Linked DNA regions of Mus musculus: regions 2, 3, 4 and 5 are each linked to region 1. The links are chromatin loops, found by intact Hi-C in ENCODE. Cell type or tissue: heart. All regions are shown on one strand. Each heading gives the region's core, and the rest is flanking DNA. Links, peaks and the distances in the headings are about the cores only.

What was found. A loop is a pair of places that touch in the nucleus more often than their neighbours do. Peaks named below come from ENCODE experiments on the same cell type or tissue, not always from the same donor. Only the 100,000 strongest peaks of a DNase experiment are listed, where the experiment ranks them.
Region 2: a loop joins it to region 1, with 3 times the contacts of the local background. A loop is called at or near these places in 7 of 42 quality-filtered maps.
Region 3: a loop joins it to region 1, with 2.2 times the contacts of the local background. A loop is called at or near these places in 4 of 42 quality-filtered maps.
Region 4: a loop joins it to region 1, with 2.6 times the contacts of the local background. A loop is called at or near these places in 4 of 42 quality-filtered maps.
Region 5: a loop joins it to region 1, with 3 times the contacts of the local background. A loop is called at or near these places in 3 of 42 quality-filtered maps.

The regions. Positions count from the first base shown.
Region 1 is chr4:97,748,225-97,754,136 of GRCm38, forward strand. It overlaps Gm38709 (a long non-coding RNA gene), which reads right to left. Exons shown (of 5, transcript XR_003955232.1): 5 at 2,423-5,912. It also overlaps a transcript of Nfia not described here. Among named protein-coding and RNA genes, the nearest start is that of Gm38709, 26 kb to the right of the region's middle. In heart, for the core only: CTCF peaks have their summits at 2,921 (motif pointing right) and 3,128; DNase peaks (open chromatin) are centred at 2,977 and 3,667; H3K4me3 peaks cover 1,796 bases; H3K27ac peaks cover 2,298 bases.
Region 2 is chr4:98,380,675-98,386,586 of GRCm38, forward strand. Tm2d1 (TM2 domain containing 1) reads right to left here and starts at 2,591. Exons shown (of 7, transcript NM_053157.2): 1 at 2,396-2,591; 2 at 1-17. The coding sequence starts at 2,562. In heart, for the core only: a CTCF peak has its summit at 2,521; a DNase peak (open chromatin) is centred at 2,577; H3K4me3 peaks cover 1,413 bases; H3K27ac peaks cover 866 bases.
Region 3 is chr4:98,198,761-98,204,672 of GRCm38, forward strand. It overlaps the pseudogene Gm12691. Among named protein-coding and RNA genes, the nearest start is that of Gm34784, 76 kb to the left of the region's middle. In heart, for the core only: no CTCF peak of the experiment used is centred there; a DNase peak (open chromatin) is centred at 2,551; H3K27ac peaks cover 2,512 bases.
Region 4 is chr4:97,918,481-97,924,392 of GRCm38, forward strand. The region is part of intron 2 of Nfia (nuclear factor I/A); the gene reads left to right. Among named protein-coding and RNA genes, the nearest start is that of Gm40208, 16 kb to the right of the region's middle. In heart, for the core only: a CTCF peak has its summit at 3,391; DNase peaks (open chromatin) are centred at 2,181 and 5,611; H3K27ac peaks cover 1,081 bases.
Region 5 is chr4:98,921,108-98,927,019 of GRCm38, forward strand. It overlaps Usp1 (ubiquitin specific peptidase 1), which reads left to right and starts at 2,703. Exons shown (of 9, transcript NM_001301414.1): 1 at 2,703-3,136; 2 at 5,329-5,567. The coding sequence starts at 5,398. In heart, for the core only: no CTCF peak of the experiment used is centred there; DNase peaks (open chromatin) are centred at 1,144 and 2,244; H3K4me3 peaks cover 4,147 bases; H3K27ac peaks cover 3,436 bases.

The DNA.
Region 1 (5,912 bases), core at 471-5,470:
TTTATGGAGCAATACCAAAAGAAGATGAATTCATAAACATTAAAATTCTAGAATGAAGGCTGTAATTTCATGGAGGAAATGTCTGAGTTGAGACACATTCTCTTTGAGCTTTCTTGCATCATTTCATTATTAAAAAAAAAAAAATGAAGATCCGGACCCTGGAATGGGAGAGGAAGTTTCTACCCTAAAACTTGTATCTTAAAATTCCAAGAAGAAACACTCTTTTATTTCTTTGTAGTTCTGCTAAAATTTAGAATAATATGGAACACATAAAGCACATTCTAAAATTCTATCAACTGCTGTTGCTTACTTACAACAAAGCCCTCTTAATTGCCAACCAGTCACTAAATAAATAAATAAATAAATAAATAAATAAACAAACAAACAAACTGACAACCTGGCCACTTGACCTTACTGTGATAAGGTTAAAGTATTAGGTACCCAGTAGGGCTCTTCAGCTAATGGGTTTCTTTGTGCCACGTGTTTCAAAATGAAAATCTATTAGGTTATTAGAAACACTGTCACTGTGTGGAGAGTGGAGACAACTTGCCGAAGTCTGGGCTCTCAGTAATCTATTGGCAAGGAGATGGATCATAGTTGGAGCTGGCAGGAAGATCTAGGCAGGAGGGCTGTCTTTACAGACAATGCTCTAGCCAAACCTTTTTGTTGCTTAACTTAAGGAATTTGGTGTGTGTGTGTGTGTGTGTGTGTGTGTGTGTGAAAGATGTGGAAGCCAGAGGTCAATGTTAAGTGTTTTCCTCAATAACTCCCCACCATAGTTTTTGAGACAGGATCTCTTACTGAACCTGGGACTTGCCAATTTGACGGATAACCAGTAGCTCTAGGGATCTTCTCTTCCCAGTTAGTTTTTAACACGTTTAAGAAGACTGAACTCAGGTCAGACTTGTGCACCAATAATGTATAGGCCAAGCCATTCTCTCAGCTTTGAGGCCTTTTCGCAAGTTCGGTTATTCTACCAGTGTAAAGGAGGTGCTGTGGGTAGGAATGGTGGTTTGGGTTTTACGCTTTGATGGATGAGAAGGGGAACTCATGCACAATTTTCCACAATGGTAACCCCAAAATGCTGAAAGTAGTATAATTTGCTTCTCTATGTAATCCAAACCTTTCATTATGAAATGCCACTACAAAAAAAGAAAGAAAGAGAGAGAGAGAGAGAGAGAGAGAGAGAGAAAGAGAGAGAGAGGAAGAAGAAAGAAATGTCACTACTATTACATGGATACAAAGAAATGACATATTTGATATATGGGGGAAAGTGCAGTGTCGGCCTTGAGCTATATAGCTCGATGATAGAGCACTTGCCCAGCATGCATGAAGCCCCAGGGTTGAGCTAGGGGCAAACTCAATGTATATATTCTCATAATAAGGGCAACAGAGCCCAACTGCTGTGGTTTAGATGCCAGGACATCAATTGCTATATTAAACTAAACTTTTCCTTGGGCTGTTTGATGAGATTTGGCTGTGTGGGCCGTGAGGTAAGCATAGACTAATTATATTGATAGAAGTATAAGTCAGTCTGTCTCTGGCTTTTCCTACTGCCTCTGTGCCCTGCTCTTTCATCCACTGTCAAGATTTTCTAAGGAAACACTGCAATCATCACCACTTCTTGGGCTGCAAGAGCGAGCCTCTGTCACCCCTTCAGCATGGCACAACCACTAAGGAGCCAAGTCCCCTGCCTGACTTGGATTGAGAACTTTTACAAGTGTCCCAACACAGGTGCCAGTTGAAGTCACTTTCATGTTGTCAGAGGAGGGTTCTCTGCGGGCCTGCTCTGCTGATTCTTAAAATGACTCCCTTGAAAAATAGGCAGGGAAGCCAATAGCCAGCCTGGAAGCAACTTTCCCTGTGGCTTTTGCTTCAGTTCCTATCTTCAGGTTCTCACCCTGCCTTCCCTTACTGATGCACATAACCTAGAATTGTAAAATGAAACAAACCCTTGCCTCTCCAGCTCCCACAAAAGTGACTCCCTTGACCTCCCTGGCCCTCCAATCCCCTTGGGAACTCACAGTTCTTCTTTTCAGAGGTGCTATGAAAGACAAAACCTGTCCTCCTATGTAAAACACCTAATCTGATTTCGAAGAACTTAATACTACTACATATCAAAAGCAGGTTCAGAAACAGACTTGAGTCTGCTGAAGTTGTAGTTATAGCTTTCACCTCTGGATTGTATGTCTTCATCTTTACAGTGGGAATAATGTATATCATATATGGTTCTGACGTTCATGTGGTAATTAACAATTTATAAAGTAAAATGATAATTAAGTAGTCACAGCCATCCACTAATATGTCTCTTTTGTCTATGAGGAGATTAGCCAGTGCTCAAATCAGCTATTGGGGCCACTTGGCTGCCTTTCTCGCCTCTTCCTCCTAGAGACCTAATCTTTCATGGAACAGGAAACACATATGCAGTGTCTTTAAAGTTTTATTTCTCGGAAGATTTTTCCCCCTTTTAGAAATAGGTGGGAGCTCTTAACATGGGCAGTTTCTCACCTACTTTATCTCATTAATTTAGAAAAAAAAAAAACTCTCACGGTTATAGTTCTGAAGGGGAAGAAAAAGGAGAGTGAGTGACGGAGCAACTTGTCCAAGGTCACACAAATACTCTTCCTAATGAAATTGACTGCTGCTCTCCTTGGCTGAAACGTGGGGGAGATACTGGGTTCAAAATCCAGCCAAAACCATTAGAGCGCGAACAAGTCCAATCAGAGCTAGTACTGTTCTGTTTCCCAACTTCTTCACGCCCCCAACGCAAATTTTCGGTATGGTCTAGTCTGCTGTTGCCTGCCAACAGACCTGTTGGTCTGGATTGATTACAGAGATGAGATGGCTGTGCCCAAAATCCTGCCTTGCTTAGGAAAGGATCTCCAGCCTTCTCACCAACGTGCTAGTTGGAACTCGACTGTAGGTGGCGCCCTGCTTCGCTTAGGGGAACTTGAAGGATGAGGACCCGGGTCACCAGCTGCCTTCTCTTAAAGGAAAAAAGTCTTTTTCGCCCGGGACTTCTCTCCCGCTCCCCTGGTGTGGGCGGAGCGGAGCGGTTGCGGTTAAGCAGCACTTCTCAAGAAGTAGAGCCTAGTGACCGACCTCTGAGCGCTTCCTGCCCAGCGTGGCGCTCCTGAGCCGTGCTTGAACCCCAATCCTCCCGCGGCCCAGGCCGTCCTCACCCTTCTACCCCTTCCCCTAAAGTCAGTAATGAGATTAAAGGGCTGAGGACAGTGTGGTTCCTAGTGTGACCCTGTGATTGAGAGGAGGGGGAGAGTCAACTTTACAAAGCTCTAAAAGGCCAAACCTCAAAAGACTTGCAAGAGAAAGCAGCAGGGTGCACCTGCATGGCCTGTTTAGGAACAAGGACCGCCTCCTCAGGACCCGGTATCGGCGCCCTGTGCGGTCTCTTCGTGCTCTTTCTTCCCTCTGGCTCCGGCCTGACCCTGAGCTTTTTCGTTGCAAAGTTGGGTTCCCATATTCGAACCCCATCTTGCACACGTTGGGGTGTACGCGATGGAGCTGGGTGTTGGGGAGTGATCACACCACAGCTGATCTGGGAGCACTTCGGGAGGCGAAGCGGAGCAGGGAAGGAAAGAGTGGAGTCAGTCCTACAGTGGCTGAGCGCTGAGTGACCGGGTCATCGGGATGTCCCGTGGGGTGGGAGGACGCGTAGGGCGGCGTCAACCTCCGGCCTGGGTTGTTCTGCTGTGGCCACAGGCGGACTTGTCCTGTGCGCGGGTCCCCTCTTGAAGATCGACCGAAGTCCTTCCTACGGCAGCTGTGGAGGGAACTCTGGGGGAATGATTTGCTCCGACTGCACTTTGAGAAGAAGACTTTTTCTCTTAAGAGCTTCTGAAGTTGAACGGTGTGGTTAGGGGGAGTCGTGGGCGTCCTCTGCTCGTTACCAGCGGCCTGGGACAGGCCGGAGAATTGTTAAGTGGGTTAGCGAGGCTGGGAGGAGGAAAAGTGAAAGCGGAACTGGATAAGGGAGGAAAGCGTACAGCTACTGAAAAGAGTGTTGGAAAAAACACACTGCAAAAAGCTTATTCTTTTACTCAGTCTTTCTTTGATCGGAAAAAAGTAAAACATACCTGACTTGGATTTTTTCCCCCTACCAATTAGAACCTGTTACACTTTCCCAAGTCCATAAAAGAACTGCAGAGATAAATTTAAATAAACAATGGCAATGGGGTATGTACAGTTGTGACACTTGGTTGCAACACCATTTAGTGACAGCTTTTATCTTGAGAAAAATAGGGATGTAACTATTAATCTCTTGTGCTGCTGCAGGAGATGGGGTCCCTAAGAAGGGAATAAGCCAAATAGAAAGTGCAGTTATGGAAACAGAAAATTGAGATCCATTTTAACACTCTGGTCTTGGGATTCTAGCACTGCACTCTACCCTAGCATTAACTTAGCAGGAATATCACCCGGCCTAGTCTCTGTGTGATTCTTAAGACAAAACAAAGGGCACGCAGTGTTTTCCCTTTAAGGAGCTACAAACAATTGCTGCACGCAGTAACTCCAATAGAAGTGGTCTTCATACTCTCTGGGAGGCAGGAACTGGATTTGGCCTCTTTCTAAGGTGCAGGTGTGTGATTTTTTTCCCCCCAGAGCTGGTGGGTATAAGAGACAGAAACCACAAAGGCAGTGTGTCCTGGTGCCCTGCCCGAGCATTTAAGCAGAGAATGGTGGACATATTGAGGTTGTGCTTCCAATGCTGGCAAAGCTGAGGGATGGATGGATCCTGTCTTCTACAAACCTACACACTTTGCACTCAGCCCCCTTCCTCGGTAAACTGGATGAAAAGCACTTTTATCCCTGAAGGCATAAATGGAGACTTCACTCTCTCTTCCAGGGTCGAAACCTCTGCCAAGGGTTAAATGACAAGCTTGTAGCCCACACTTCGTGAATATAACTTACCCAGAACAAGGGAGCATTTAGTGATGTCGTGAAAGTTGGTATCCTCTTTCAAAGAGATAATTTAAGAAGATGCATAACATAGAAGGAGGACCAGGAATGTTGGGGTTCAGTTGTGTTTGCCAAGGGGATTTGGGTGGAGGTGCAGTATGTTGTGTTATCTTAGACACATGAAGTCTGAACAATGTTATGGCCTTCATAAGCTCTCCTGCCTGAGAAATTAAAAATTGCTGCCACTTTCCCCTTGAGTCCATTTTGTAAACCATGAAAAGCTGAGTATAAATGAATGAAGGTGATAGACTGCTTTGCCCCTCTCCCCTACCCCAGTATTACATTCAGGGTTCCTATTCTGCCAGTTAAAGAGCCAGGGCTTATCACACTTAAAAATGTGGGGGAAAGGTTCAAACACAGGCAGATGGGAACTTAACTCTGGGCATTAGAAGGAAGGATTACAATCAATCAATTAGTCAATCAATCAGTCAATCAATCAATCAACAGGAGAGGAAAATACCTGTTGCAGACTGCAGCAAGCAATAGGAAACAGCCCAGCCTACAGTCCTGTCTGCTCCAGAGGCTGACACTCCATGGCCCTCAGCACCCAGTGCTATGGTTCCAAAGTTGGAAACCAGGGTTTTTAGTTGGATTGGAACCAGCCTTCCCCCACACAGCCCTCTCTGTAACCAGACATTACATCTTCAGTGGCAAAGATGTTTCTATGAAACCTTGCCTCTGGAAAAACGTTTTAACCTGGTGATATACTGCAGTGTCATTAAGTTGTCCTCCAGAAGGCTTGGGAGAGCTGTGTTTTCCTGAAGGGTTCAAGGACACAATTGACGGGGCAAGAGTGAGCTTCCTTAAGTTTTTGTGTGTGTGTGCCTTGAAGAGGGCATTTTTTATTTTTATTTTGGTTGGTCTTTGGTTTGGATTGATATCTGCTTTGTTTCGGTTTTGGTTTTTAACTGCTTGCAATACTTCAAATTCGTGCAACA
Region 2 (5,912 bases), core at 442-5,441, 630 kb after region 1:
GTTCTTTACAAATATATGTTTAAAAAGTTAAGGAAATTTGAATTATATTTCTAGCATAAAACACTATGTTTTAAATGTCTTACATACTCCTACTGATTCACATGTACAGAGAGGCTTTAAGTTTGTACTAATCAACAAACTCAGACACAATTACACTTTTAAACTTGCTGTGGTGGTGCATGCTTTTAGTCGCACTTGGGAGGCAAAGGCAGGAAGATCTCTCGAGTTCAAGGTCATCATCTACAGAATGAGTTCCAGGTCTGACAGGGCTATGTTGAGACCCTATCTCAAAACAAAACACCCAAATACACTTTTTTAGTGTTCCCTAGAAAATAGTTGAAAGTTAAATTATTGTATAGAAGTCATAAAATAAATTTCTATCAAAAGTTCTAGCAGATGATGCCATCTTCGAAGAATATCAATCCGGGAACAGACAGAAAGCAGCATCAAATTAAAAATCTTCACCAAATTATTTTTAACTTTAAAAACAGATCAGTTTCCAGAGCTCTGGATTCAACTAATTCACACTTAATTCCATGTAACACAAACAGATGAGGAAGATATTGTTATTCCTATGCCACAGAAGCACTAGCTGAGTGTTTAACTTTGAGTGGCTTATCCAGTCATGTAAGTGACAGGCAGCCAAATCAGATCTGTTGACTCAAAGCTGGGATACTGTGCATCTGTTGTAGTTGTTATCTCTGTGGTCAGTGGCTCCAGTAGGATCTTAAGTTACTGAAAACCACTCTCGAATAGATGTTAGAACAATAAGAATGTTTCTAAGTTTTATTGTCCAAAGATTGTATGGTTCACACTGCAATGGGATAGGTATGGTGCATACAGGGTGTCTCTAGTCACAGGTGGACCCTTATTTGGACTTCTGAATCACTTCTGGAAAGGTCATCTTTAGTTAGTTGTCATTAAGGCAATGTTCAGTTGTCACCAGAGTTCTACAGGCTCAGTCACTTCTCACAAGGGTTCAATAGCTCATAATCAGCTCAAATACTTCTTAGAAGGACACTCTCATCTTTCCTAAGACAATGATAAACTCAGTATGTCAGCAACTCCCTGCATAATGGGGTTGGCAAAGCAAATTAGAGGTAATCTGTGCAAATCTAATGCATGCTCTCCTTAACTCACAGATCTCTCTCTCTCTCTCTCTCTCTCTCTCTCTAAGTCAGGGTTTCTCTGTTTCTCCTGGCTGTCCTGGAACTCACTCTGTAGACCAGGCTGGCCTCAAACTCAGAAATCTGCCTGCCTCTGCCTCCCGAGTGCTGGGATTAAAGGCTTGGGCCACCACTGCCTGGCAGATTCTCTTAATTGTAAGATTTTTCTTAAGACTCTTTCTTGCTTCTGCAGGTTTGAGGATCTGTACACAAATGTCTGAGGCACTGTGTCAGTACCCAAAGTTTTGTTCAAACATAGTTTTTTGAGTATAACACGAATTTCACCTTGTTGCTCTGCGGTGCGCTAATGTAATAAGACAGTTCACCCATTCCTAAATCAGATTTCTCATCTGTAAATAAACACCCAACGAAACTGTTGTGGTAATTAAATTAGCATAAATGCTCCCTTAAGTTGGTAGTCACTGGTATAAGTATGTTTTAGACTTAAATTATTTGCTCATTCAAAAGCCCCCACCCCTAACTATGGCCAGTTGATGGCTGCTAAGTTAGAGAGTCATAGGTTTAAGTCCCAGGTAAGGCAACCATGCTTCAGCGAATAGCCCCATACCACTGTAGATATGAACAGCACATATCTGACTCCCTGTGTTAGTTTTCTTTTTTTTTTTTAAGTGTGTGTGGTAGGGGTCGAGGTTAAGGGGGAGTGGGAGGGAAGACAATGTAGAAGGAGTTTGAGGTTGAATATGATCAAAATCCACTGGGTGAAATTCTCACAAAGAACTAATACAAATATTACATTTTAAAACATCCAAGAGGATCTCTAATTTTAAAACATAATAATAAGTTGTCTAAAATCACAAAGTGAAGCCATCTGAGGATGGCTGTAGGTGATATATGTTACGTTAATGACAAGTGAGACACATGCATTGGTTCACTAGTAATTACTTGTCTCCCTCAACACCTGCAAACTTTCAGGAACGCGTCGAACAATTTTCGCATCTTTTGTGTCTGGGACACAACCTAGATGTGTGTGTGTGTGTGTGTGTGTGTGAGTAAGTGGGCAAGCCGGTAAAATCCATGGTCAATCGGAGAAGGAAGTGCCAACCACTGATCGGTCCAGGGAAAGCCCACGGTGCTCGCCCTTCGTCCCCACAGCCCTCCTCACCTCCCGGGGTCCAATGGTCACTAGAGCCACAGCGGAGGCCACGGTCCCCATCCCACAGCCCGGGGTCCAGCTGACCGCCTGAGAACGGCGGCTTTCCGGAGGATATTGTCCCACCCTGAGGTCCTCACACTTGGGTGTCTCCTCGCCCCCGACAGCGCCAGAGGCAGCAGCCCCACAGTGTCCCGCGGCGACCGTCACGAGCCACAGGGTGCGGAGAAGGCCCGGAGGCCCCGCCGCTGGGGAAGCCCGACCCGCGGGCCAGGCGGCCGCCATGTTGGGCACCGCGTCCTCGCGCTTCCGGTTCCGCCTCCTAGAGAAGGAAGGGCCTTAAAGGGGCCTGGCAACCGTGGCGCAGCTTAGGGCTTCTAAAGGCTACTCCCTAGGATAACTTGGCACAGCTACATCAGCGAGGTTTTCGAGGGTTGTTGTTGTTGTTGTTTAAATATGTTCGCTTGTTATCTTTGAGCAGGGACCATCTTAATCTCTGTATCGTTCCAATTTTAGTATATGTACTGCCAAAGCAAGCATGGAAACTTTAATAATAATAATAATAATAATAATAATAATAATAAAAACATGCCCATGTCCCAGGGAGACTGCTCAGAGTGTAAAGGCACTTGTTCCGGAGCCTGAAAATTATTTAAATTCAATCCCTGGAACCCACATGATGGAAAAAAAAAAACGGATTTTCACATACACACACACTTTTTAAAAAACTGAATAATTATATAAAAAAATACACGTTTGGGAGTCTTCTCTAGTAGCTTCCCTGAGAACCCTCACAAGGAGACAGAAACTGCTCCTTCTGATGAGCCCCAGCTCCTGGTGGGCACCAGTGTTGATCCTGGAGGCTCTAAAGGATGAGGGTTTCCCTAGGGTTGGAAGAATTTAGATTTAGACTATCTAGAAGTGACCCAAGTGCAATTCTAGATTGCTGTAGACATTATATAGTGGACAAGTGTTCGAGGACAGAATATTGGGCTGAAGAGATGGCTTAGGAGTTGAGAACACTTGCTGGTCTTACAGAGAACCAGGTTAGGTTCCTAGCACCCATGTATTGGCTAAAGCCCTGTAATTCCAGTTCCAGATTGAAGGTCCCCTTCTAGCCTTCTCAAGCTCTATGCACATATTTGGCTCCATGGGTAAAATCCTTTGTTGCTCTGCCTGACAAATGAATTCAATCCCTGGGACCCACAAGGTGGAAATAGCAGACAAAACACTCACATGCATAAAATAAAAATAAATATTGAAAAAGACAGAATATCAGTTATACATCTTACACAATGATAAAAGAACCTTTCCACTTAACTACTACTTGGACTCAGAATGTTCTAGTGATTTTTTAAAATACAACATAAACCCAAAGGACTAAAGGAAGCAATTCTGTGCCTCAGGATTATTGAAATTATGATAGAATTAGATGGTTTCCTGCTGAGTGCAAGAATACTGCTGATCTGTGTATCAATTTTAATACAGATTTAAAACAATTACTTAGAACTGCTGATGCTTTGCTGATTAATCCCATTACTGGATCTATTTTATGGCTTTAGTGATTATCTTTATTCTCTTCCACAATATGTAAATTTAAAAGAATTAAAAGGATTCTGTAAGACAGCAATGAAACTATAAAACTTTTGACTCCTGAGCTGGGATAGTGGTAGAGTTGCCTAGCAAGCACAAGTCCCTGGACATAGTCCCCTGCATCCCATGGACAGAAAATTGACTCTTGAATTGATGATGTATTAAAGTATTGATGATGTGTCACTTCCTCTTACAAGCCTCTTACGTCTGTAATAAAGTAACTTCTCTGTTTTGCAGTCTCATGATCACATAAATTACCATGATCACATAGCTGCTACATTATTTAAATTTGATAGAAACTTAAGCCTCATTTTTTATTTTCATTCTTCTCTCATAGATTGCATTTCAACTAGTTTCCCTCCCCTCCCCAGTCTTCTCTCTTTCTCTCTCCCCAACCCCCCCCCTCTCTCTCACACACACACACACACACACACACATCCTGCCCCTGCTCTGCCTCCTCTCAGAAAAGAGGAGGCCTTCCAGAGACTTCAACCAAACACAGCATAACAAACTACAATAAATTCAGGCACATAGCTCATATCAGATCAAGGCTGAACAAGGCAATCCAGTAGGAGGAAAGTATGTCTTGTTTCCCCCACGAGTAGAAAAAAGAGTCAGGGATCCCACTGCTGGGATTCCTACAAAAACATCAAGCTACGCAGCCATAACTTATGTGCAGAGGACCTAGGTCAGATTCCTACAGGCTCCCTGACCTCTGTAAGTGCCCATAAATCCTGGTCAGTTGATCCTGTGGATCGTGTTCTTGTGGTGTCCCTGTTGCCTCTAGTCCCTTCCTCCCACCTCATCTGCAGGACTCCTGAGCTCTGCCGAATGTTTGGCCGTGGGACTCTGCATCTGCTTTTATCAGTTGTTAGATGAAATCTCTCTGATGGCAACTATGCTAGGCTTTTGTCCCAGAACACTCTCACGTCAGGACAAACTGTAGCTTGAAGGTTTTGTGACTGGGTTGGTGTCCTAAATCCCTCCACTTGAGGGTTACAGAAGATGGCCTGCTCAGGATCCATGTCCTACTTGACTAGGAGGTGTTGCTAGAGTTACTCTCATAAATTTTATGGAGTTTCCATTGCACTAGGTTTCTAGCTGACCCTGAAATACATCTCAATTCCAACAGTTTCTCCCAGTCTTTTCTCCCCGACCCTCATCACTCCTATTCCATACCTGCCCCAATCCTTCCTGGAAGTCTATTCTATTTCCCCTTCCCTGAGAGCTCATTGCATCCTCACTTATGTTCCCCCCCCCCCCTTACTTCACAGCTAATAGTCATTGTGAGTACACACCATGTTTGTCTTTCTGAGTCTGAGTCACCTCACTCAGAATGGTTTTTTTTTTTCTAGTTCTATCAGTTTACCTGCAAATTTCATGTCACTGTTTTCAGCTGCTGAATAATACTCCACTGTGTAAATGTACCATTTTGTCTTTATTCATTCTTTGGCTGAGGAACACATATCTTGTTTCCAGTTTCTGGCTATTACTAATAAGGCTTTGAAGAACAGAGCTGAGCAAGTGTCCTTGTGGTAGGATGAAGTGACCTTTGAGTATATGCCCAAGAGAGGTAGATCAATGCTCAGTTTTCCGATGAGCCACAATATTGATTTCCAAAGTGGCTCTTCAAGTTTGCACTCCCACCAGCAGTGGAGGAGTGCTGACACTGGCTCCACATCCTTGACAGCAGGAGCTGTCACTAGTGTTTTTGATCTTAGTCATCCTGACAGGAGTAAGATGGAATCTCAGAGCCATTTTGATTTGCATTTCCCTGATGCCTAAGGATTTTGAACATTTAAGTGTTTCTTGGCCATTTGAGTTTCCTCGGTTAAGTCTCAACATATTTAACTCCTAGTTTCTTTATTATATGAAGTGCCACAGAAACTCTTCAGACTTTTACTGAAAGCAAAGGACATGAATAGCAGTCTCACTATGTAGCCTGGCTAGCTTAGAACTCACTATGAAACCCAGGCTGGCCCTGGACTCAGAAAAACCTGTCTGTCTCTGGCTTCCAAACATTTACGTGTAAGGAATGCACT
Region 3 (5,912 bases), core at 386-5,385, 450 kb after region 1:
ACCAGAAGTCAGGTGTGTGTTGGGGGGAGTCATCAATGATCTTGTCCAGCTATGAACCCCCTAACTTGCAATAATGAGCAGCATCAGAAGATATGACCATAGGTGCAATGGTGGCATAAATGTTATGGTGGTAAGCAAATTCATTCTGGTAACCAGAAAGCATTCTGATTGGATTTGAGGAAAGACATGCCTGGAATTGCAAATATGGTCAAGAATCCATAGTTGGGGAACTCACAGATCCAGATGTGAATCTACTACTATTACTCTGTACCTTAATGTTTTACTGAAAGTGTTTATCTGACCTAAGGATTTTCTGGTTGACTCTCAAGTCCTTTCAGTATAGGATCATCTCTGCAGAGAGAGATGCTCTGATTTTTCCTTTCCAAGTTTTATACTTTTTAGTTCTTACTTTAATCTTGCTGCTTTAACTAAAACTTCATTGATTAGTTTTTTACTTTAGAGGAAATGCATTCATTTTTCACCATTAAACATAAGGTTGACAACAGTTTTGAGGTGTTAAATTTTTTTATGTTGAAGAATGTTCTTTCTACTTGTACTGTCTTCAGGACAATATGCAAAACCAATACATATACACTCAAACACACACACACACACACAAGTAACTTTTTTATATACCAATAATAAACTTGAAAGGAATTTGTTAGTCATTAGTAGTTCATTTTTTCTGAACTGGTCAGTTCATTTCCCCATATATTGTTTGGATGATTAGTGTTTGTTTCATCGCACACAGTGATTTTTTTCATTTTTCACTTTTAGTGTTTGTTTCATGGCTTCTTTACAAATCCTAGCTGTGAACCTTGTCAAATATTCTGTTTGCAGGAAGAAAATTTCATTCATAATAAATTCAGAAATTTAAGCACTTGGGAATAAACGTGAAGAAAAGAAAGAGCTCTACAGCGAAAACTTTAAAAGACTAAAGAAATTGAAGAAGACACTAGAAAACAAAATAACCTTTCACACTCAAGGATTGGCAAAATTAATATTGTGAAAATGTCTATTCTGTTCAAACTAATGTACAGATTCAATGCAGTTACCATAAAAATGTCAATGACTTTTTCCTAATATAAATAAAATAAATATAAATAAATAAATAAATAAAACTCCCAGATAATGTCCTCTTGATTCCACATGTGCACACACATAAATAAATAGCCAAACATTTTTATTTAAAAATGTCCAATCTCAGACTATTTTGCAGAGCCATAGTAACCAAAACATGAGACCAAAAAAAAAAAAAGAAAAAATAGGAAAAGAAGAGTCACAAGACTCATCAGTAAACCCATGTAACTTCCACCACCTAGGTTTTTAATAAAATTCTCATAAGCATATAACATAGAAACTACTGCTTCCTTAAGTAATGCTAAGAAAAATTGCATATCCACATGCAGTGGAATGAAATTAAGTTCCTATCCCAAACCCTAGACAGAAAAGAATTCAAAGCGAACCAACTCCCCTAAAGCAACATCTGTAACTCTGAACCTTCTAGAGAAAAACATTTGAAGCATACTTCAACACACAGACATAGGCAAAAAAAAAAAAAAAAAAAAAACAACTTTTGAAATGGACTCAAATATCAATAACTGCCCATTTGGGAAGGCATGAAATCAAAAGGCTTCTATACAACAAAGAAAACAATCAGCTGCACAAGTAGGTAGCCTACAGAATGAGAGAGAAAACTTTGTAAAGACATTTGATGTCTTTACATTGACTGGAGACTGTAAAGAAATCACACTGAAACACTGCACATCGCCAAACACTGAATGTGTGAAGCATGAACCAAAATGTCAGCAAATAAATCAACCAGCTCACGAAAGATAAAATATTAATGACTAGTACACATGCGAAAAGATTTTGGGTATTCTTAGCCATCACGAAATGCAAATTAAACTGTATTGAGATCTTATCTTCCTAGGCTTAATGGTTATCATCAAACACACACACACACACACACACACACACACACACACACACACACACGGCAATAAATGCTGGTGAGGAGAAAGCAGGAGAAGAAGCCCTGTGCACTACAGATAGGAATATCAATGACTACAGGTGTAAAGAAATCAACTTGGAGATTTTTCAGAAAACTTTTATGTGTGCTAACTCAGCATGGTACAGAGACACTGGGGCATACACACTTACTGTAGTATTGTTCACAATAGCCAAGACAGTCACAAGATCCTTGAGCTCCATCCACAGAAGAATGAGTAAAGGAAATGTCCTATAAATAGACAATGGAGATTTAAACAGCTGTAAAGAATAACAGAGTATGTCTTTTACAGAACACTGAGTGGAACTCAGGTTCATATGAAGAATAATGAATCAAACTCCGAGAGATAAACATTGCCTATTTTCTCTCACGTGTTGAGGTAGCTGTCTGCAGATGACCATAAAACCTTTCTCTAAAATCCTAAGGGCCTCCACAGTAGTTCACCTATGGACCATGGCCAAAAACTCAAAATAGCATCCTTATCTGCCACTGATACTGCAAGTGCCATCAGGTCTGTGGAATCACATGACCCAAGTGGCAAGCAGCCTGCACTGAAGTGGTTCCAGACACCACTCAAAACTAGCAGCTTTCCCAGTCGCTTGGAACTGGGCATGGTAATAACCCCAAGGGATGAATGTGTTGGACACCCATGTTTCTTACAGTGAGTGCTATTAATATTCACAATGTGCATCTACAGAACTATGGGTAAATAAAATATTGTACTTAGGAACTATGAAGATTATTTTCAGTCATAAAGAATAAAGAAATGATATCCTTTGCAGAAAAAATAGAGTGGGACTAAAATCATAATAGGCCAAGAAACCGGACTTAGAAGAAACTATTGGATTATTGGATGTTTTTCTTATGTGTAATATTGATTTAAGAGAGTGTGTGTGTGTGTGTGTGAGAGAGAGAGAGAGAGAGACAGAGAGAGAGGGAGATGAGAGACAGAGAGAGAGAGGAGAGACAGAGAGAGACAGAGAGAGAGACATGGAAACAGATCTGGGGAAAGGAGAGGGATCCATGGTAGAGAGGAGAACGGGTGGGGGACAGTAATATAAGAAAAAAATGAGTAAAGACCAGTGGATGGACATGTCATAATGAACCACGCCATTTTATATGCTAAGTATTTTTTAAAGGGATTTTCTGGAAGACTCATGTGCACAGTAGTAAACATAGGGGTTGCCAAGGCAGTGACTGCATCACAATAGGTGGACGAAGAAAGAGCAAAATAATTGAAGGCTAAACAAGAGTGATAACTTTGTGATCACTTATGGAATTTAAGCTAGTCAAGGAGGAAGAGAGGAGTTGAGCTCAGATACCTGCTGAGCAAACTGTTGTGGTGGATAGGTTGGAAAGCCAGGAGTAGCCATCCTAGTGGAGCGAGCGCTGACAACAGCCCAGCATGGGAGGCTGTGTGGCTTGTTCACTCCGGTGTTAGAGCAGTTGGCAATGTGGGCATTTCATGTACTTTTCTCTTCGCTATGACCAAACACCTGGAAAAACCCATTTTAGGAAGGAGGGGCTGATTTTGACCCCCAGGTGAAAAAGAGATATAGACCCTCATGGAGAGGAAGGCAGGGAAGCCCAAACACGAGACAGGTAGACCAGCTGTATCTGCAGTCAGGAAGCAGAAAGGAGACAGGAAGTGAAACCAGGCTATAAAAATTCAAGACCTACCCTGCAACCTACTTCCTCCAGAGAGGCTATACTTCCTAAAAGTTCCACAACCTTCCAAGACTGTACTAACAGGGGACCAAGTGTTTAATTAAACACATGAGCTTATGGAAGACTTTTCACATTCAAACTGCAACATGCCATCCTGTCCCTGCTAGGTTCACAGCCAACTCCTAATACAAGAGCATTTAGTCCAACGTCGAAGTCCCTGTGATCTTTAGCAGTCTCAACATTGCCCAAAAGGACAAGGTCTCTTCTGAGACTCAAGGCAGCCTCTTAACTATGAGTTACTGTAAAATCAAAATACAACTTACATATTTCCAGTATGTAATGGTCCAGAATAAACATCCCTGTTCTAAAAGAGAAGAATGAGGCGGAGAAAGCAGGACCAAAGCAAAACCAAAACACACAAGGTAAAGACCAAACCCTACCACTGTACCTCCAATGTCTGGAGCTCATAATGGAACCAGAGGGCTCCAACAAGCTTAGGCATCCCAGCCCTTGCAGCTCTGCTGTTTGTGCCCTACATGACTCTCTCTTTGTCTGGCTTCCTTGATGACTCTCTCCAACATTCTGCCATCTCTGTGGAATTCAAAGTTTTCTCTTCCCAGCTTCTCACAATGGCCTCTCAAGGCTGCTTTTTGGGAAATCCGCCTTGTCACTCATTATCTGGCACCAGCCTTTTTCTGGAACCTTGGGAGGGTCTCCATGCTCTTTCCATATTTGCATCTTTTATGTCTGGAGAGAAAAAAAAAACAGGACCAAGGGAATAACATTGCTAAGTTCTCCTTCCAGCTGAACATGTGGCTTGCCCCTGGGGTCACAGTTGCAGGAGACTGCACATTTCTTAGTGTTAGCACTGATAGAGCCTTCCCTCATGGCATGCCCCCAGTACAGAACATCACGTTTCTCTTTAATGGCACTCATCACTTAACAAAAATTACAGCTGCTTTGTCTGTCGCCACTTTGTCTGCAACGGCAAACTCTTTCATGCTCATTTTCTGACAAACTGTACACTGTACATTTCACCACCACCCCTCCCTGAAAAAGAACACAATTTATAACTATCAGGATGGCTCATGGATAAGAGCTCTTGCCAGAAATACCAATGGCTGGAGACTGATCCCTGGAATCCACATGGTGGAAAAAGAAAGGTGACTCCTGCTGGTTGTCCTCTGACCTCTATATGCATGCTGTAGCATATATACCTACATATGTAAATGTAAAGTAACCATTTAAAAACACAGCTCAAATCTTGTCCTCCTTGAAATTTCCTCCTCTAAACAAATTACCTTGCTACTTTTCAATTCAGCCTCAAGACATGGCAGGATGTAGCCAGATCCTTTGTAAGAATATTACAGGAATTGCCTCTATCCCAGTTCCCTGTATCATCCTCATTTACCTCTGAAGCCTCATGAGCCAGACCTCTACTGTCCATATTTCTCTCAGTATTCTGGTCTTCCTTACTCCCACTGAAGGGGCCCAATAAGCTCTTCTCATAGTATCTAGGGCTCCTCTATCCCATACAGCCAAACTCTTCCATGTTACCCTTTTAGATCAGTACCAAGGACCTAAGAATCATCTGGTCAGGTTTATCAAAGACAGCCCCATGCTTAGTACTGATTTTATGTATCACTTTTCTTGTTACTGTGACGAAAGTACTCAAACAGAAGCAATGGAAGGAAGGAAGGAAGGAAGGGTACATAGATGGATAGATTTATCCACAGACTAAGCCAATGTAGCAGGAAAGGTGTGGGAGCAAGAGCTTGAAGCAGCCAATCACACTGTACCAGGGAGTAGAGCATAGAGAAGAAGTGGGTGGGGCTAAAAAACCTCTCGGTCTGCTCTCAGTGATCCACTTCCTCCACTGAGGAGTCCGTCAGCACCTCCCAACAGAGTACCGTCAGCTGAGTAACAAGTGTCCAAGCACATGAGCACATGGGGGCATGTCACATTCAATCCATAATAGTAGGTATAACTTTCAATTTATTTATGAACAATCAACTAACTGATTCCCCAACATCATGATTCCAGGTGAAGCCCAGAAAGACTGAAATTCAGCCAGTCATAATTTCAGCAGCTAACGTTCAGTAAACGTATTCAAATGTCAACAAGCGTGCTGTGGCTTTGGGGATTCAGAATGTCTGGGAAGACGATGGTGAATCTTAATTGTCAAGGAAATTGAATTCCCAACTGAGAGCCTGGCCCAGATAGGAATTATGGT
Region 4 (5,912 bases), core at 637-5,636, 170 kb after region 1:
TGGGCAGAGAATAGAGCCCAGACCCAATCTATGTTGGGCAAGCACTTTGCCAATGGCCCAGTCCTGGTGATGATAATCACAAAGCAGTGGGAGTGATGTTTTCTCCTTGCATAGTGTCTGAGCCTCCCTCCCTTCCTGAGCCCCTCACCTCTTGAGGAAATAAATACAGGGATTGCTCATATATTCTACCATGGATGCTGTGCACATTAAAGACATCTGGTGCTGACCAATGATTGAAATCCAGCTCAGGGGAGTCTCATCCTTTCACCTTTTTAAAGTCTATTTGGAAAATCATGGCGGGAAGATAGGGCAGGGCTAAGTCATCCTCTCTGGGTGAGAGTTGGTGTGTGAAAAGCCTACTGCACAGAGCTGACAATCAGGACAGTCACTGGAGGGAGCTCCTTGCCTAAGAGGCCAGATTCGAGGGCACTGGGGCTTAATTTCAAAACACATGGCACAAATGACCACGTGCTTCCCAACTTTAAAGTGGGTGTTTGGCATAATTTTTACATTGTGTCTTTGCTATGATTTTCTTAAGTGCATCCAAACCACAAATCAAGACCTTCTCCAAGGTAGATACAGAATAGGTAGATGCAAAAATAAGTAAGTAAGTAAGTAAGTAAGTAAGAAACTGAGAAAAAAGTGTTACGCAAGACTAAAAAGAAGCTAGGGTTTAACTCCTCCATCCAGTTTTTATTTATTTATGTTTGAAGACAGGGCCTCCCTCCTTGTGTACCAACACTGACCTCAGACCCATGATCTGCCCCAGCTTCCTGAATCTGGATTATGGTATGCCAGCATCATTGACACACTTGTATATTTGAATCCTGGTGCATAAGATGAACCATATTTCCTGAGAGAATCAATGAATACACACCCAGAAGCTTCCTTCTCCACATCAGTATAAACTAAGCTCCCATTGGGTGGGAATTTTCATCCCTGAAACATTCCCCAACAGTGGTGAATGAATGAAGCCAAGGCAGTTTTTAACCTGAAACTTTCAGTGATGTGGGAACCCCTGACGTCCATGCAGTGTTTAAAGTAAAAGCCTCTCCTAGCTCTACAGATAAGCACTCACTCTCATTTTCAAGTAGTTTTGTTAAAGCAAAGATACTATATATGAGTTAGCTGGACAACTGACTGATCAATAAATACTTCAGTGTCCGTAGAGAGTTAAGCATAAAATATTATGCTTAACTATATTAAAATGTCAATTCAGAAAAAATAATTTTTTCTTCTGGGCAGAACAGATAAATATGAACTATCAAAAAAAAGTCAAATTATTTTCTTTTAGTTGTATGATTGCCACTACCCCCACTGCCATATTTTATAAATGTTTTGAATGGTGAAACATTCTGTAAGTTCCCCACACTTATAATTTCCTACATCTTCCCTAGATCATGATTTGCTGGGCCCCACTTGTGGTGCCGGGATTTCCCAGGTGTATAATTGACCTAACAGTGCTCATATACCTAGGAATCGGGTATAAGACTTAATTAGTGAACAGTGGTAAAACCCCTCAAGAGAGTCTGAGTCAGAATGGAAGTGCATTGTTATTAATCATTATTACTATTGTTATTATTTTTAAATGGCTTGGAGCCATCTCTGAATTTAGCAATAAAGTAAATGTATCTAATAATTCTTTCTATGTGCATGCTCTGTGGTCATGGGTTTCACAAATTAAATGGTGGAATACTTGTAGGATATGATTATAATGATCCAAGTAAATGATCCTCAACCAATTCAAAATTATGTGATTAAGACCCCAAGGAGCTACAGCAAGCAGTCTCCTTTCCTTCTTTTCTGCTTGGTGTTGACCCTCTGTGTGTTAAATTATGTGAAAGTTAAAAAGCAAACTCGTAACACACTAGCAAAGTGTGTGTGTGTGTGTGTGTGTGTGTGTGTGTGTGTGTGTGTGTGTGTGTGTGTGTGTTTGGGTTAGAAGTTGAGAGTATCCGTGATCCCTTGTCCGAGAGACAAAGAAGCTATTTTAGGTATAGCTAGTTTCACTTTCTGTAAGTGGTAGTGTAAGGCTTTTTTTTTTTTTTAATTCGACATGGGATATGGTCAGCTATCACCTGGACAGTCACAGGTCCCCTCCTGTCCCCTCCTGTCAAGTAGCTGCATTCTGTGTGTGCAAGGCCATGCTGCATGTCCCTGGAGGAGCAGCTTCCACTGCCAACTGTCTGCTTTCAGCTTGAATTATCTCAGGCAGACATCCTGGCTGGCTGCAATGCAGGATGCAGGGCTCGGGCCTGGGAAGACCTAAGTTTGGCAGCCCTAAGTTGGGGAGCGAAAAAGAAAAAGGAAATTCTATCTTTTCTGGTGCTTTTCCCTTCTTGGTTTTCCTAGTCGAAATCAATGGTGGGGTCGATAGCTGGCTCTGACTTGTTCCCTGCATGCTGAGTTTTCCTGATGTAAGCCTTCAATGTCTGGGCTGCAGGCCTTGTGTGTCAGGGAAGGCTTGATGCTGTCACAGCCCTCCTGGGTGACATTTAATTCCCGTGGTAGCCTTTGTAATCCAAGAAGGGAAGCTGAGATCAATTTTTACACCGTTTAGTTGTGGAAGAAAATTTTCTTTCTTCCAGTTGATCATTCTTACAAAAATCAACCATATTTATATATTTTTCTCTAAACAGCAAAAGCGAATAAAATGAGATCTTTGCATTAGTGCGTATTTTGAAATGAAAAACAAATCAAGTCCTGCCCTGAGTTGTTAAAATGAAGTTGGGAATTTTTCACATTCCTTTCCCATGACAAAGAATGACACATTTAATTTAAATATATCCATTTTGGGGAAACAGTAATCTCTACAGTGACAGTATCAGGGTGGTATACAGTCAGCTCCCTGCTCATGTGGGTTTAATGCATATCTGACACTATATGCTGGATTTTATGCATATTGGATAATTAGGAGATTAACCATTATATATGATGTATATTAAGAAGTTTCTATTTTTCTTTGATTTTTTTCCAATGGACTCTTATTGTCTAGATTAGTAATTGCTTATTTTCTCTTCTAAAACTTCTTTTAGTTGCCTGTGTCCTTCCAGTCTAACATTTATTCTTCAATATAATACCTAATACCTCCCCCCCCCCCCACACACACACTGTAATTTTCCTTTCATTGGTTATGGTGTGGTCAATGAAGATAAGATGGTAAGACTGTGTAAAGTTTATTCAAGTTTTGAAAGAGATTTCTTAGTGGATTCAAAATAGGTTGTAAAATCATTAGGAAACATGGAGCTGGAAATATTAACCACTAGCTTAGTAGTGCAGAGCACATACTACTCTTGCAGAGTTCAGTTCCCAGCACCCACAGTGGACAGCTGTTAACTATATGTAACTCCATCTCTAAGAGGATGAGATGCCTCTGGCCACCAGGGGCATCTGCACTCATGTGAACATACTGTTACACACACAGAGACATACACAGACACACAGAGTCATACACAGACACACAGATAGAAAGACACACACACATGCATGCACACATACACTTAAAAGTAATAGAAATAAATCCTTAAAGTAAATTAGGAAGCAACATCCTATGAATTATATTTCTTTAAAATACTAAATATTTTTATTTGAAATAACACAAATATTTGAATGGCAATACCTTAGGAAGAACATTAGAATCAGGCCTTGTCCTCAGTGTTACATATCAATCATGTTGTATTAATTGAAAGGGTTTTATATAATCTCATAAAGAAACAGGCAAACTCCGGGCTTTCTTCTGTACTGAAAATCTATCATTCATGTCTTCCATTACTGCACTATAATTATGGTAAGTGAAGCAGAACAGGATCAATAGAGCAATTTATCAATGCATTCCAAGCCATCCTAGCATGGTTTACGTCATATCACTGCAGATACTGTCACTCAGCAGAGAGACTTTGAGTAGCATAACGAGGTTAGGCTGACCCATTTCAGCATAATGTCTTCCTATGTAATGTTCCAGTTCTGAGCATGATTTAATGAATTGTTTCACTTTGGATGGTATTATATGAATTAAAATATTTCCTGAATTGAAATCGGTTCAGGCTTCAGGTTTAAGAGCCCTGCACTAATGTGAGCACTGTAGTTGATGCTGTGTCTCCCCCCGTTCCTGTGCCTTTCTTTCTATTGCACCTCATTGGAGCTAGAGGATGAGCCAGGTGCCTCGTACACCCCAAGGAGCACTGGTATTTAAATAAATGTGTTGCCGTTTTATTTAGTAACTCTAGTCTTTTATCTTTGGCCATCACAAAATTTAGAATTCTTTAGGCTTTATTGTCCTGTTTGTGATTTGGCAATAATAGTTGGCTAATAAAAGAATAGTTTGGGGATTGTTTTCCCCCCAAAAGTATGAACAATATGGTCCTTTTATCATAAAGCTTCTCCCTGTGTTGATATGGAATTATTAAATATTCATAACATTCAAAGGAAGTTACTGAATCGTGCCGTAAAGTGTTATTTATTTCAGTATGAAAAGATATTTTCGGATTATTGGATTGTCATTTTCCTTTTCCATATGTTGTAAAATTTCACTCACTGTCATTTCACTTAATTCACCAGTGTAGGAAGCTGTACAGGTTTTATAACGATGTCGGTCCCAGCAGTGCACAGTTACTGCTTGTATTTTAAGTTGTTAGACATTAAGAAATGCTTTCAATGATAATGTAGGGTTTTTTGTTTGGTTTGGTTTGGTTTTTGTTCTGGTTTTCTATTTTTATGTAATCAAATACTTCAAAATTAAATATGTTAAAAGGTGAAAGAGTGAAGCCAAAGATGTTTTGAAAAACACCAAAATCTGCAAAGTTTTCCTTTTCTCTGTTTAGATGAGCCTTAAGAGTTATTGTTGGGCTGAGAGGTGGACGTTGTCTCCTTACCCAAGGAGAGTTTCGTACTACATGACTGAGACTTCCCTGGGCTCATGAGATAAGACCATGGGTACAGTCTGTGACACTCGGTTGCCATTGTCTAGAATCTAGTTCTCAGCTTGCCTTTGAACAGACTCTGAAACATTTTGATAATATTTGTGGGTTTTGTGGGGGCCGAGCATGTCTGCCTTTCTTTTCCTTACCTGCTCCTGGTAAGAGCCTCCAACATCATTTAACAGCTTGTCTGCTAACGGCTTAAGGACACAGAATAGCAGCTGCATTACATAATGTGTTCTAAGTTAAGGAATTTGAGATGTCATTACCCAAATGAAGATGTAAATTGTTTTGTTGGCAAGGCTTATAAGGAGGGTTTTGTTGTTGATGGTGGTGGTTTGTTGTTGTTGCTGTTTGTTTTTTTGGTATTTTGGAGGGTTTTTGTTGTTGTTGTTGTTGTTGTTGTTTACCTGCTATCACATTGTATTGGTTAGCATGGACTATTTTAAACCAGCATTCTATTTAAACAGTGTCAGCGAATTCTGAGAGCTTGCCAAACAAATCCTCAAAATGGTTGCCAAGCTGTAAGATGGCTGCCAAGATCTAAGCACACTGAGCAGGTTCAAAATGGTGACCAACTTCTCAGAATTTGTTGGTCAGGTTCTACTTCTGCCAGTCCCTTCCCCCATGCAACTAACACCCAGAAAGAGGGGTGGATCCCAAAGATGCGAGACTTGGCACTAACTCCTTGGCACGAGTCCTTGTAGTGTCATCCAGAGATTCGAGGAGTCACCGAGTACTTCTTGTTTCACATGCTTGGCAGGAGACGATTCGAGGGACACTGGGGTGAAAAGCCATTGTAAAATAACATGGCCGTTTCCTCTTCCTGATCTAGTGTGCACCAGATAATTCTCTGGAAGAGATGTGGGGAGACTAGACAAGGCAATACTTTCTTCAAAGAGCTTTTTAAGCGAGAGCAAAAAGTGTTGACTAAGACTTTTGGGCTGTGCCTTTTTGTACTGCTTGCATGAAGTGGCACAAACTTTATATACAACA
Region 5 (5,912 bases), core at 335-5,334, 1.2 Mb after region 1:
GAGTCTCTTGACTAAGCCTTTCAAGTGCTTGCATAATAGGAACACACCACAACACCTATATCTCAATATATGAAAGCATGCCAACCCACTGAATTTCTGGCAGTTCTTCTGCCCCAGCCTCCTTGGTGAGGGATTCCAGGTGTGCACCACTGTACCTGGTGCGACTCCTACCAGCTTAGCATTTCCACTGTCACTGTATTTCAAGTCACCATTCAGTCCTTGACTCTGAATCATCCTCTTCGTGGTTCTTCTTGCTTGTGCTCTGAGGTCTAGCTTTTTTTTTTTCCCCCACCACAAGTTATGGTATAAGCACTGCTACCTACTAGTTCCAATGTACTATTCAATGCTACTCAGCGAATTTAATAAGAGCTTTAACAGGACAGAAGGGGGAATTATGAGAAGGAACTTAGACAGGGAAGAGAGCCCCTTGGTCAGCCTCTGATGGCTGAGAATTCCAACTCATTTGCGGTAAGGCTGCCTACACAGTGATATTGGTACAAAGATATTTAATGCTAAAGTAACAGTAACCCAGGTTTAAGGCTGGAGTGTGGAGACAGAGCTGAGTAGAGCCTCATTCCTTTCTTTAGACATCGCCTAAGAATCTTAAATGAACTTTTAGTTCTGTTTTCCTAACTCTTCGTATCTCTGAGGGCTGGATAGTTACTTTACCCACCCCAACCCTGTCAGGAGCCTTCTAGAAACCATCCAATGATCTCATTTTAGGTTTCTTAGAAATCCTTTAGAAATAGAAACTTTGAAATCCTATAAATGACTTTTATTATTATAATTATTATTATTTTTAAGTTTCGATTGTCCCTTGAGTTTGTGCCCATTCTTGGACTGGTCTCTCTGGGATCCTTCCACTACAGCCATGTTTTCGTAGTTTATCTTTCCCTGCCCCTACAGTAAAGTATCTTTAAACTCCAAATCTGCTTCACAAACTGGCAAGTCTGAAAATGAGTTTCTGGAATTAAGCCACGAATCCCAGTTTGGACCGGGCGAAGGTCCCTAAAAGTTGACAGGAACTCCTCAGGCTGCCAGCTGACCCTGGAAAGTTGTGCATCCTGCTTGTTCCCACATACGCCCATTTCACTACAGTTCCTACCGTCGTACTTAGACTCCCTATTATCCAAGCATCCTGTCCTCATTTCCAACACCAAGCTTCTAAAGCTCCCGGTGCTATGGACACGTGTGATGTGCAGCTCATCTTCTCCCACAAATGGACCTCCCCTCCATGCCATTCAAAGTACACTTCCTGGAACTGTCTGCTGAAACGTCAGTCTTCATTATCCCATCGAAACGACCAAACGGTTACCTTTTTAAAAAAAATCTACCATTTACACTATTTCAAATCACCAGTTTAATTTCGGTCTTCAGTAGACTGTAGATCATGGAGTACATTCCCTTCGCTTGTTATCCCTACCATGCTGAAAATAGTTCAACAGGGCATTAAACAGGGCAACACACACGGAGGGCACTAAACAGGGCAACGCACACAGTGGGTACTAAACCGAGCAACACACACCGTGGCCATTCAACAGACCAACTCACGATGGGCATTAAACAGGGCAACGCACACAGTGGACATTTAAAAAACAACAAAAAAACCCCACTTGAACGGATTTGTACTGAGTTCTCATCAGCTGTAGTACCGCACTGTGAGATCATCTCACAAAAGACAGAGCATACAGAACCAAGCCCAAACCGGGTGAGGCTGTGCGGCTGCCTGTGGGTCATTCGGTACCGGCTCGCGCCAGAACCCGTTGAAGCTCCAGCCGCGAGACCAGCCTGAGAACTAAAACCCTTGTGCAGCCTGCGAGAGGGGAGAAGGACCCGAGGCTCCAAGGCGTTCGGCTGTGCACTGTCTAGCTAAGGCAGTGCTCATTCTTAACGCACAACTTGAGATAGGGTGGACCGCGGCTTCCTCGGTAAACTGGACGCCCAGCGGGCGCCGAGCAGCTAGCAAAGCGCATCAGCCATTTTCCGAGCGTCTTTGGTAACCCTTCCGGAGAGGGCACGCCAGGAGGGGGAAGAAAAAAAAAAAAAAAGAAAGAAAGAGGCGGGCCTGCACCGGGGCCTCGGCCCAGAAGCCACACCCTCCGGGCTCGCCACCTCCCCATGCTAACAAAACGGAAAGCGGAACCCTAACCTCGGCAGAGAAAGCGCGCACTGGAGCGCCAATGAGCTTGCAAAGAGCCGCTCCAGGGCGCCGTATGCTCTCCCGGGATTGGCTGGGCCTCGTTCCTTGTACTTTTTTTATTGGTCAGACTGTCTTCTCTGCCGGCTAATTGTTTTATTCGTATAGGTACTTTTTGATTGGCTCTTCCTGGTGGGGCGGAGGAATGAGGTTTTGGAAATTGTTCAGCCTGGATTGGCGCATTTGAGCACCTGAGGAAGGGGCTTGTCCCAGTCACTCCCTGTCCCATCTCCCGACCCGTAAGCTCCCTCCCCTTCAACTCGCGAGTGCTAATGTTTAAAAAGAATTAAAAAAAAAAAAAAAAAAAAAAAAAAAGAGGGCGTGAGCGAGCGAGTGAGCCTCCTGCGCGCCAGCCCGGCCTCCTGCGCAGCGCGCGCCTCTGCGAGGACCCGCGCGAGCTGCCCGTGCCGCTGCCTGCGCTGTTTAAACTGCAGAACCCGTTAGGCCCCGGGAGGAACTACCGTTCCAGCTGGTTCCGGAGCCGAGCGTGCCGGGGGCGAGGGGCGGTCGCGCGGCGGCTCGCGCCTTTCGCGCCTCTGCAACGTGGAGAGGAGAACCGGCACTTTCCGTGGACGCCACCTCCAGCCGCGACGCTGGCGCGGGCGGGGGTTCACTCGCGGGGGTCCTGAGACTGAGGAAAACGCGCCAAGTTCCCCCTCGGCGGCCGTGCGGGGACCCTGCGGCTCGGGAGCGCCGCCACCGCTGTGCGCCCGTAGCCTTCCCGGCCGGGCTGCGCCGGGGATGTAGTGGTGCCGCGGCGGGCAGGACCGAGCGGCGGCCCGGCTCCCGCTCCGCGGACGAATGGTCACTCCCCCGCGGGAGGCGCCCACCAGCGATCCCTCTCCCGGGACGGCGGCCGGGCTCACCTGTCGCGCCCGCACTCTGCCCGGCTGGTCTCCCCGGCGGCGGCGCCGCGGACTCGCGAAGGGCCATGACCGGGTAAGGAGCGCCCGGGGTTCAGGGCCCGGGGCTGCGCGGCAGGTGCTGACGGTGGGGAGGGCCCCTTAGGCTCGGGCTGCGCTGCGAGGGACTGCCGGCGGGCGCGGCGACCCCCGGGGTGGCACACCCAGGACCCAAGTGCCCCTCTGCCCACGCCTTTCGTAATGGGAGAGGCTGGCCGGGAGAAGAGATGTTTGTGATCGCAGTGTCCTGGGTCGGGGCTTGCGAAATTTTACCGCGCATTTTCTTGACTTACAGTTTCTCCAGAAGTGTGTACGGCGCCACGTGTCTTAACCCTGCGCCCAAGAGTTTGTTTTTATTGTTTCACGTTTTTCTTGAAAGAAGAGTTGAATCCTATCATTGTACACAGATTTGAAAAGTAGTGGGACTGAGGATTCACGGTGTCATTTGGTCAAGAAGACTTAGGGCTAAGTTCATTGTGCGAAGCTTGGGTTATAGTTCTGGAGAGGCTTTTTTGACTGAAAGCTCTGAGAAGGGACGTGGAGAACATAAGATTGGGCACCCGGGAAAGTGTCGCGCTCTTGGTGACCATCAGTGCTGGCTGGCTGTTTAGAGGGTCCCAGATTGGGTGGCTGGCCGAGATGACGGCCGCTGTTTGAGCTGGCTGATGACTTTTCTCTCACTGGCTCCCAGGAAGACACCTTTCCGGAGTCATTAGTGCTTGGGGGAAGTCTGACAGTTTTGCGAAGGCTGGTTTATCATTCCTAACAGGTCATTTCATCAAGAACATTTAAGGGGCCAAGAGACAAAAATTTAAGTTGCAGATAAGATGGGAAATTTTGCCAGTTGTCCAGTTTTTCCTGAGTTGGTTCCCAGAAATGGTTTCCCTGCAGTGTACAGTGAACTGGGGTGAAATGTTTAGGGGTAGAGTTTGAATCAATTTGTGTGTACCTCAACTACTTACTACTTGGGTACCTATATTTGAAACTCGTTCATATTTTTGGAATATTGGAATAGAAGGATTATCTTTCTTCTAGATGTTCCAAATAAAAAATAAATTTCTATAAAGTATCACAGGTATTGCCGTATCTCTCTTCCTCCCTCCCCCGCTCCCGTTTAAAGTTTTACCTTGAAACTTCTAGTCACATAGCTTAGAAACAATTGGAGCTGGGTGTAGCTTGGCCGTAGGACTTCCCACTGGGGAGAAGAGGCTGGCAGGTAGATTTTTGAGTTCCAGGCCAGCCAGGGCTACACTGGGAGACCCTGTCTCAAAACAGAGCATAGTTGGAAAACTAAAGTATATTGTAATCTTTAGCACACATGAGACGGGCAAGTTTTTCCGACCTCTGTTCCAGCTTTGTATGTGTAGTTCACATTGACTACAAGTGGCCTTGTAGACTGTAGTCCCCACTACTACTTTGGTTTCTTATTCATTCCTGATTTTTACCATTGTTCAGTTGCTATTTTTGTATATAGAAAATGAAATTTTGCTTAAGCCTATTGTTTTCAAACTTTGTGTGTGTATGGGTGTGCACAGGAAGTTCAGAGGGCACACTTGAGAAGTTGAGTCCCTGGGATTAAGCTCAAGTTGGTAGGGTTAGCAGCAAGCGCCCTGACCCACTGGACCATCTCACTGGCCCAGAGTTTTTGCTTCTTATTGTATGAATGATTTTAGTAAATGGATATTTTTGAGATATGGCTCTTAATGCATGTACATATACACATACCCATACATATGCATATGTATACCCACATTATGGTAATAAGAATTTAGTAGCAATTTTAAAGGAAGTTTGTGCGGGTGTGTCTGCATGCATGCATATATGTATCATTGGCATTTAAGCCAGTGGTTCTCCACCTGTGAGTCAAGACCCCCCAGTAGTGTGTCAAACAACCTTTTTTACAGGGGATTTCATATCTGGCATATCAGATAGTTACATTAATTACCATTCATAGCAGTAGCAAAATTACAGTCAGGAAGTAGCAACAATAATTTTATGGTTAGGGGTCAGCACAACATGAGGAACTGTATTAAAGGGTCACAGCATTAGGAAGGTTGAGAACCATTGATAAGCAATAAACTCTTAAGTGTCTACTGTCAGGCATTAGGTTTTGAAATAAGATGTCCTGATTTGTTCCATTCTTTTGGTAAATCTTTTCATAGTTGCTAATTTTGTCACTTACATATGATAGCTGGGGACTAATGAAATCTTTTTGTATGTGATTAATAGATTTAATTGGTGATTACAGCTTCCTTCAATAAGTTAATTCTCGTCAACTCCTTGCAATTTTGAAAGAAAATGCCTGGCGTCATACCTAGTGAAAGTAATGGGCTTTCAAGAGGCAGTCCATCCAAGAAAAACAGACTGTCTCTGAAGTTTTTTCAGAAAAAGGAAACTAAAAGAGCCTTAGACTTTACTGATTCTCAAGAAAATGAAGAAAAAACTTCTGAATATAGAGGATCTGAGATGTATGTATTTTATTTTAAATGTATTTCGTTTTCTTTTTTTTTCTTTTTTCTTTTTTTTTTTTTAAAGATTTATTTATTTTATGTGTATGAGTACACTGTAGCTGTCTTCAGACACACCAGAAGAGGGCATCAGATCCCATTAAAGGTGGTTGTGAGCCACCATGTGGTTGCCAGGATTTGAACTCAGGACCTCTGGAAGAGCAGTCAGTGCTCTTAACAGCTGAGCCATCTCTCCAGCCCCCTTAAATGTATTTCTGTACTCTGAATCAGTGAAAGAGCACTGAACTTGGGTTGATAGTTCTGTACTCAACTGAACCTGACAGTTGACAGAGGTTAAAAGAAAGT